Linked DNA regions of Homo sapiens: region 2 is linked to region 1. The links are chromatin contacts, found by Hi-C in ENCODE. All regions are on one chromosome and are shown on one strand. The core of a region is the stretch at or near the end of the contact, and the rest is flanking DNA. Distances in the headings are between cores, read along the strand shown. Region 1 holds the start of PRR5-ARHGAP8 (PRR5-ARHGAP8 readthrough). Region 2 holds the start of FAM118A (family with sequence similarity 118 member A).

Evidence for each region. Hi-C counts contacts between places; a loop is a spot of excess contacts on that map. Pooled maps may share reads with other maps.
Region 2: a map of CD4-positive, alpha-beta T cell shows a loop between it and region 1 (6-fold over the local background). The contact joins the promoter of FAM118A here to the promoter of PRR5-ARHGAP8 in region 1. A Hi-C loop is called at or near these places in 2 of 168 maps with a recorded cell type or tissue (CD4-positive, alpha-beta T cell and naive thymus-derived CD4-positive, alpha-beta T cell), 1 of 37 single-sample maps with no recorded cell type and 9 of 50 pooled maps.

Annotation. Positions count from the first base shown.
Region 1 is chr22:44,700,607-44,703,912 of GRCh38, forward strand. PRR5-ARHGAP8 (PRR5-ARHGAP8 readthrough) reads left to right here and starts at 1,598. Exons shown (of 15, transcript NM_181334.6): 1 at 1,598-2,002. The coding sequence starts at 1,869. PRR5 (proline rich 5) reads left to right here and starts at 1,598. Exons shown (of 8, transcript NM_181333.4): 1 at 1,598-2,002. The coding sequence starts at 1,869. RefSeq lists a silencer at 1,472-1,881.
Region 2 is chr22:45,307,721-45,311,570 of GRCh38, forward strand. It overlaps FAM118A (family with sequence similarity 118 member A), which reads left to right and starts at 2,214. Exons shown (of 9, transcript NM_017911.4): 1 at 2,214-2,463. RefSeq lists a silencer at 1,880-2,559 and an enhancer at 3,276-3,850.

The DNA.
Region 1 (3,306 bases), core at 348-2,847:
AAGTGAGACTCTGTCTCAAAAAGAAAAGAAAACGTGTACAGCACTTGACAGTTAGTTTATAAAGCACCTGTTGCTGCCTGTGGGCCCCAAGCTGCCTGTGAGATGAACCGTTCCATCCCGCTTTACTGATGAGCAAGTTTGTCTGTTTATGTCTCTGTCTCCCAAAGACGATGGTATTTATGTCTGGAACACAGGAGGTACTCAGGAGACACTGGTTGATTTGCACTAAACAAAGACTCTTCATGAGGCTCTCTTACTTTTTATTTTATTTTATTATGATGATGATGATTTTTGAGACGGAGTTTTGCTGTTGTTGCCCAGGCTGGAGTGCAGTGGCGAGATCTCAGCTCTCTGCAACCTCTGCCTCCCAGGTTCAAGCGATTCTCCTGTCTCAGCCTCCTGAGTAGCTGGGATTACGGGCATGCACCACCACGCCCAGCTAATTTTGTATTTTTAATAGAGATGGGGTTTCTCCATGTTGGCCGGGCTGGTCTTGAACTCCTGACCTCAGGTGATCCTCCCACCTCGGCCTCCCAAAGTGCTGGGATTACAGGCATGAGCCATCACCTCTCTCTTACATTTTATATGGGGCCCTCCCAGCTCCTGGAGCTGTGGCTGTCACCCCCCATCTGATGGAGGGGTCAGGTGAGCCTTGTGGGAATCCCAGAAGCTGGGGACTGGGAAGGGCCCTGTTCAAGGGGCTGGACGCTCCCTGTGGTGAAGCCCAACTCTACCATTTGTTGATTGCACAATGTTGGCACAATGTTGGGCAAGTTATTTCACTCTGTGAGCCTCAATGTCCTCAACTGGAAAATGGGGAGAAGAATAATCTCTACCTCACGGAAGTAGTTCATGTTAGTTCATGTGAAATCAGACATCTAAAAGTGCTCTGCGAAGCAGGCAGGAAGCACCGGCTGTGCCCTGCCTTCACTGGGATCACTCTGCCCCCACCACAGGGACTTGGGAAACTGCTTGGTTTTACCATCCAAGAGACCTGGGGGTGGGAGATAAGGAGCAAACCCTCTACTTCTTCAAGCCCTCACTCCAGCAAATCCTCCAGGCAGCCAGGCAATGCTGAAGTCCCTGTCCAAGGGGGTCTAGGCTGAGCCCGGGTGGAGTGGGTTCTTGGGCCAAGGTGCCTGGAGGGGACTGAAGGCCTCTACCCAAAGTCCTCATGAGAACTGGGTGGGGGAGCCTGTGTTCAGGTGAGGGGTACGGAGGCACCTCTGTGGCACAGCCTTTGCGAGGAGGGCTGTGGAGGGAGACCTCCGGGGCCGGGGTCGAAGGACATCGTGTGGGCGCGACCGCAGTGCTGGGCGGGGGGCGGGCGCTTGGGCTTGGGCCCTGCGTCCTGTGCGTGTTGGTTTCCTGTGGGCACGTGGGGCCCTCGGAAGAGGGGAGGAGGGTGAGCACGTCCTCAGAGGGCAGACCCAGCGAGGCGTCGTGGCAGCTGCGGCCGCGGAGACGCCGGCTCCGCCTCTTGCACACGCCCCCTCGCCTGAGGCCCCGCCCCGCCCGCGATGCCCCCGCCCCCTTCCCCGCCCCGCCCCCCGGGGCGCCGAGACCCGCCCCTGGGCCCGCCCCCGGGTCCGCCCCCGGCCTCCGTTTGCGCCGGGTCTGTGCTGGCCGCGCGCCTGGCGCTCCACGCTGAGCCTCTCCGTGCAATGATTAACCCGGCGGGGCGGCCGGCGCGGGACCCGAGACGGAGGCGCGGGGCCGGGGCGGGACCCCGCAGGACCGCTCGGCTTCCTGCTCTCGCCGGAGTTTCCGCGTAGAGGGCGCATCGCCGGCCCGGGGCCCTTGGTGCGGCGTGGCGCAGGGCGCGGCGTGGGGCGCGCGTGGGCGCGGCGCAGGCGGCCCGGGTCACCATGAGGACTCTCCGCAGGTTGAAGTTCATGAGTTCGCCCAGCCTCAGTGACCTGGGCAAGAGAGAGCCGGCCGCCGCCGCGGACGAGCGGGGCACGCAGCAGCGCCGGGCCTGCGCCAACGCCACCTGGAACAGGTAAGGCCGCGCCCTCCCGGCCACCCGGAGGCCCTGGAGCCGGGGGAGGGGACCCCTGAGCCGTCCGCGGGCTAGGGGCCGCCCCGAGCCAGGAACGCTGCCGAAGGCGGCGCGGCGCTTCACAGTTTGCAAAGAACTTGCCCCGCCGGAGTGGTGCGGGCCTGGAGGAAAGTTCAGTGCAGCGTGGTTCCAGAACCCAGGGAAGGGAGCGAGGCCCGCCAGCGCCCGGGGCTGGCCCAGAAGCGCCCGGCGGGTGGGCGGCGGGGTGGGCCGGGAAGCCGCGTGCCCGCCTCCTACCCGGGGTCTTTCCACGTCTCCACTGCGGTGCTCGTGACAACCTGGGAGGCTAACGGAGCAGGAAGTATTTTTCCCATTTTGCGGCTGAGCACGGGAGCCTCGGGGCTCAGTGGGTGGGTCGCGCAGGCTTCCTGTGTCTCTTTAAGCTCCCTTCGGCTTTCCCTTGAGAGGCCCCCTGTCCTCCAGCTGTCAGCAGGGGGTGCGGCAGCTGCGAGGCATTCTTTAGAGGACTCTCCTCCAGGGGTCATTCCCAGACAAGCAGGGGCCTGGGAAGCCCCTTCTCCCAGCTTTGTTTGAGGAGCAAGTCCGGGATCTGGAAAAGAGACGGTTTATTTAGTGGAACTCCCCAGCGTCTCTGCTCCCTAGGAAAATGAGAGGCAGGAGAAAGTGAGGCAGGCTGTTCGCGGGAGGCAGTGGACACTGTTCGGGGGAGGCTGTGGACACTGTTCGGGGGAGGCTGTGGACGTTGCCCCTCTCGCGCCCACACCTGGCAGTAAAATCTTGCCAGATGCTCCACCGGCTGTGGTCTTGGCCACCGGGAACCCGGCTGTCACTTGGACACACGTTATTTTCAGTTCATTGAATGCATTGTGAGCGTCATGGTGGGCTCAGGGCTGCCAGCGAGACCCTCTTCAAACGTGGTCTCTTCTGTCTCTGAGTTGCAAACTGCTAGAGGGCTGTCACATGCCTGCCTCCGTTTCCCTCTCCGTCAGTGGGTATTCGCATTCCTCCCTGTGGGGAGGGCTGGTGTGGGAACAGTGAAGGAAGGACTCCTGTTGGGAAATCTCCCTGACCCAACGACTGCACAGTGTCTTAAGAGCTGTGTTCTCCACCAGGCACGGCGGCTCACACCTGTAATCCTAGCACTTTGGGAGGCCAAGATGGGAGGATTACTTGAGCCAGGGAAGTCGAGGCTGCCATGAGCCATGATGCCACCACTGCACTCCAGCCTCGGTGACAGAGCAAGACCCTATCTCAAAAAAAAAGAAGAGCAGTGTTCTCCTCCA
Region 2 (3,850 bases), core at 964-3,463, 610 kb after region 1:
CCTCTTGCCAACCTGCCATATCTGCCCCCTTATCTACTCAGAATGGTCAAGGTGCCCAGGGGGCAGTGTCTCTCAGTAATTTTCCACAACCTGAGAAAAAGCTGTGTTTCTCTCAGATGTGGGGAAAAGGGGAGCCCTTGTTCCTGAGGCATCCTTCCTGCTGTCCTTGCTCTTGTAAGGCTGACTGGCTGAGTTTTTGGGTGGAGGGGCTGAGGCTCCCAGCCTATCTCAGATGGTGCTGAATGTGGCTGGAGGTTACGATTGCTTTGGTCCCACCACCCCTCAGAGGATGCCCTGCGCAGAGTCTTGGGTCTGACTGACCTCGGCAGCACCCAGCCCATAAGGTCCTGTTAATCAAAATCCTTGCTGGGGCCTGGGAGCTCCATGAGGGAAGGGGCCACATCTCCCACAGGTCTCGGGCTTCAGCACCCAGTACAGGAGCAGGTGTTCATGAACTGAATTATATATCTTTTGCATTAAAAAAAATTTTTTTTGAGACAGAGTCTCGCTCTGTTGCCCGGGCTGGAGTGAAGTGGCATGATCTCAGCTCACTGCTGCCTCTGCCACCCGGGTTCAAGTGATTCTCCTGCCTCAGCCTCCCGAGTAGCTGGGATTACAGGTGTCCGCCACCACGCCCGGCTAATTTTTGTATTTTCAGTAGAGATGAGGTTTTGCCAGGTTGCCCAGGCTGGTCTGGAACTGCTGACTTCAGGTGATCCACCTGCCTCAGCCTCCCAAAGTGCTGAGATTACAGGCGTGAGCCACCGGCCTTTTTTTGCATTTAAGTCGCACCTCCAGGGGTTGGGGAGCTGTATGCAGTGGTGGTTACATGTGTGGGCTGAGGCATGGAACTACACAACCTCTTGGGCCTGAGCTTCCCCTTGTTAAACTGGAATAACAATGAAGACGCCTTCCTCATAGGGTTGTTCCAAGAACACCATGAAGGAACGCATGCAAAGTGCTCAGGGAGTGCCTGACCCCACATACAGAGCACCCAGGGGCTGCCCTCTTCATCCCAGAGTCACTGCTCCCACTGTTTTCTGGGCTCTGGCCCCCCCTAAAATTTCACAGGCCGCTAACACAACACTACCTTCTGTCACAAAATGAGAGCTTTCTGGTGGGCTAGGGTAGGGGGAGATATTAACAGCCAACTTTAAAATCAGGCAGGAAAAAAAGGTGCCAAGGAGACAGGAAGTAATAAATGACTCCAGGTTGGGCAGGGCAGGCTGGGAAGAGGAAGTGGATTGGGTCTTGTTTAGGTAAAAGACTTCAGTGGCAGACAAAGGAGGAGTAATAAGATCGCTAGGGGGCCCGTGCCCAGCCCACCCACGCACAATCTCAGTCCTCGCAATACCCACAAGGTAGGTGCTAGGATCACACCCTTTACGGACGCGGCACCTGCGACAGGGATGCGCGAGGAGTCAGGGGGCCTCGCCGGATCGAACCTAAGCTGGGGAAGAGTATTTCTTGTATTTTTAGGAGAAATTCTCAGCCTCGGGGAAGAGTATTTCTTGATGAGGGAAGAGCGCGGGGAAGACACTCACGCACGCACAAACATGTGGGCGGCCATGGTGTGCCCAGCGCCGTGCTGGCTTCTGGGAACCCCCAGTGGACAAGACGGACAAGGTACCGGCTCTCAGGGGAAGTGGGAGCCAGTCACAAGCGTACCTAATTTCGGAGAGTGACAAGTACTCTGAAAAAGAAAGAAGGTAGGGCTGGTGACTGGCCAATTTAAGCGGGCAGGAGTCTGCTGGGGGACGGAGACCAGCCTCAGGTCTGGGTTGGGGACAGAAGCTGTGCCTAAGTGTGGTGCAGGATGCAGTTGCAAAGGAGCGCTTCCGATCGCACTTGATGCTCGCCACGTCCCTGCAAAGTGCTCCCGCCCCCTTTCTGCAAATGAGGAAACGGGACGCGCGGCTCGCCGGGCCAGGTAGGGCTAGGACGCGGACTCTAGGCCCAAGCGCTCCCCAGCGCAAGCCCTCCCCCGCACATCCGACCGCGCCTGCGCTGGAGACCCCGGGGGCGTGGCCTCCCCGGTGGGCGGGACCGTGGTCACCGAGGTGGGCGGTGCCAGAGGATCTGGCGGCGGGGCGGGGCGGGGCGCGCGTCCTGGCTTCGCCCTTCCCCGGGGCGGGGCCTCCGGGGACCGCGGGGCCGTTGGTTTCGGGACGGAACGTTCACGCGGCTGGGGCGGGCGCGCGGGGGAAGGGTTTGCGGCGGCGCCGCTGCCGGCTAACGCGGAGGGGCGCCTGGAGGCGGCGTGGCGTCCGCTCTGGCTCCGACTCCGGCTCTCGCTCTCGCTTCTAGCCCGCGTGCCTGCGCAGTCCCCTCCCCGAGAACCATCCCCTTGCCCCGCCCAGCGTCAGGGGTGCGCGGCCGCCGAGAGACCCCGGAGGCGTAGCCGGCTGCGGAGGCGAAGAGGTGGCAGCGCGAGCTGGGACCAGCGTCTCGGAGGCGCCGCAGGTGAGGGGGCGGGGCGGGCCCGCGGTCCCTGCATCCGGAGCCCCTGGGGACCCCGAGATCCTCAGGATCCGCCCCGGCCCCGGGGCCACCCCAGGACTCCCTCTCAGCTCTTCCCCTGGAGCCCCTGCCCCCGAGACCCCCTCAGGATCCGCCCTGCCCCTCCAGGCCCGCGAACCCCGAAACTCCAAGATTTTCTCTGGACTCCGAGACCCCCTGAGGACCCCGGCCGCTAGTGGGCCCTGAGAACTGTTGGTTCCGGAAACTCTCGAGGTTCCCTTGGGACTTGCTTCCAGCAACCTCCTCAGAAGCCCCCAGGCCCGGGGCATCTTCCTGTGGGGAGCCGTGGTTCCCAGTGTCCTTAGCCCCGCGAGACCCCGGGTCCCCGTGCCGCCCACCCTGAGGCTCCCTCTCCGACCTGATCTCAGGGCTAGGTTTCTCCAACTTGAGGTCCCTGGACCTGCGGGGCGTGGGTGGAAGTGTTCCCAGGTCTGGTGATAACTTAAGACGGTAACAGCGCGCCCGACGACCACCTCCTAAGCTGTGGTCCCCGCGCCTGCAGGTGCAGGGCCGGGTTTAAGTTTTAATGTTCTGCTGAGACTCAGGTGGCCCCACAGGACAGTCTATAGAGCAGGAGACCTGAGGTGGCCGAGGGCGGCCGAACCGGGGAGGGAGCGAGTTAGGGCACATGGGGACGCTTTTAGGTTGTCTCCTCCTTAATTTTTTCATTCAAGGAACTAACATTTTGTTTTTGAATGCCTGATAGGCTCCAGGAATTGACACTGGAAATAGAGATGAGACGGTCCCTGCTGTCAGGGCCTAGGGACCTGGGGCATAAGACAAGTAGGTCGTTTTTATCTGGAGGAAGCTGTGTCGTCGCTGGCAGGGAACCCATCTGGGTGGGCATGGGATTCTGGGAAGGGGTGGGTGTTAAGGAGGGCGTCTTAGGAGTCGTGGGGAGGAGATGCTAAGCAGCAGGTGAGCTGATTCTTGAAGGTTGAGCTAGAGGAGAAGTTTGCCAGGGTCATTCCAGGCAGAGTTTCAGGGGACAGCCAGTATGTCAAAAGGCAGAGAGGCTGCCACGGCACACAGTGTTGGAAGGCGGGAGGTGTGGCTGGAGCACACCTAATGAAGGTGGCGTGGGAGTGAATGCTAACTGCGGAGAACCCAGCTTTGCTCCCGGAGGCCCACCGTGCCCTTGGCCCTTTCTTGAACGACTGCACCTGCCATTGTCCTGAGAAATGATCCAGCTGAGCTGAAGGAAGGTGGGAGGTGGTCAGGGGGAGAAGTGAGGGAAGTGTCTCGCTAGAGACCTGGTATGGGAGAAGCTGGGACTTTTGCAGAGTACTGGGTTTGAGGTGGGAGTGACAAGAAAGAGGGTGTGATTCTG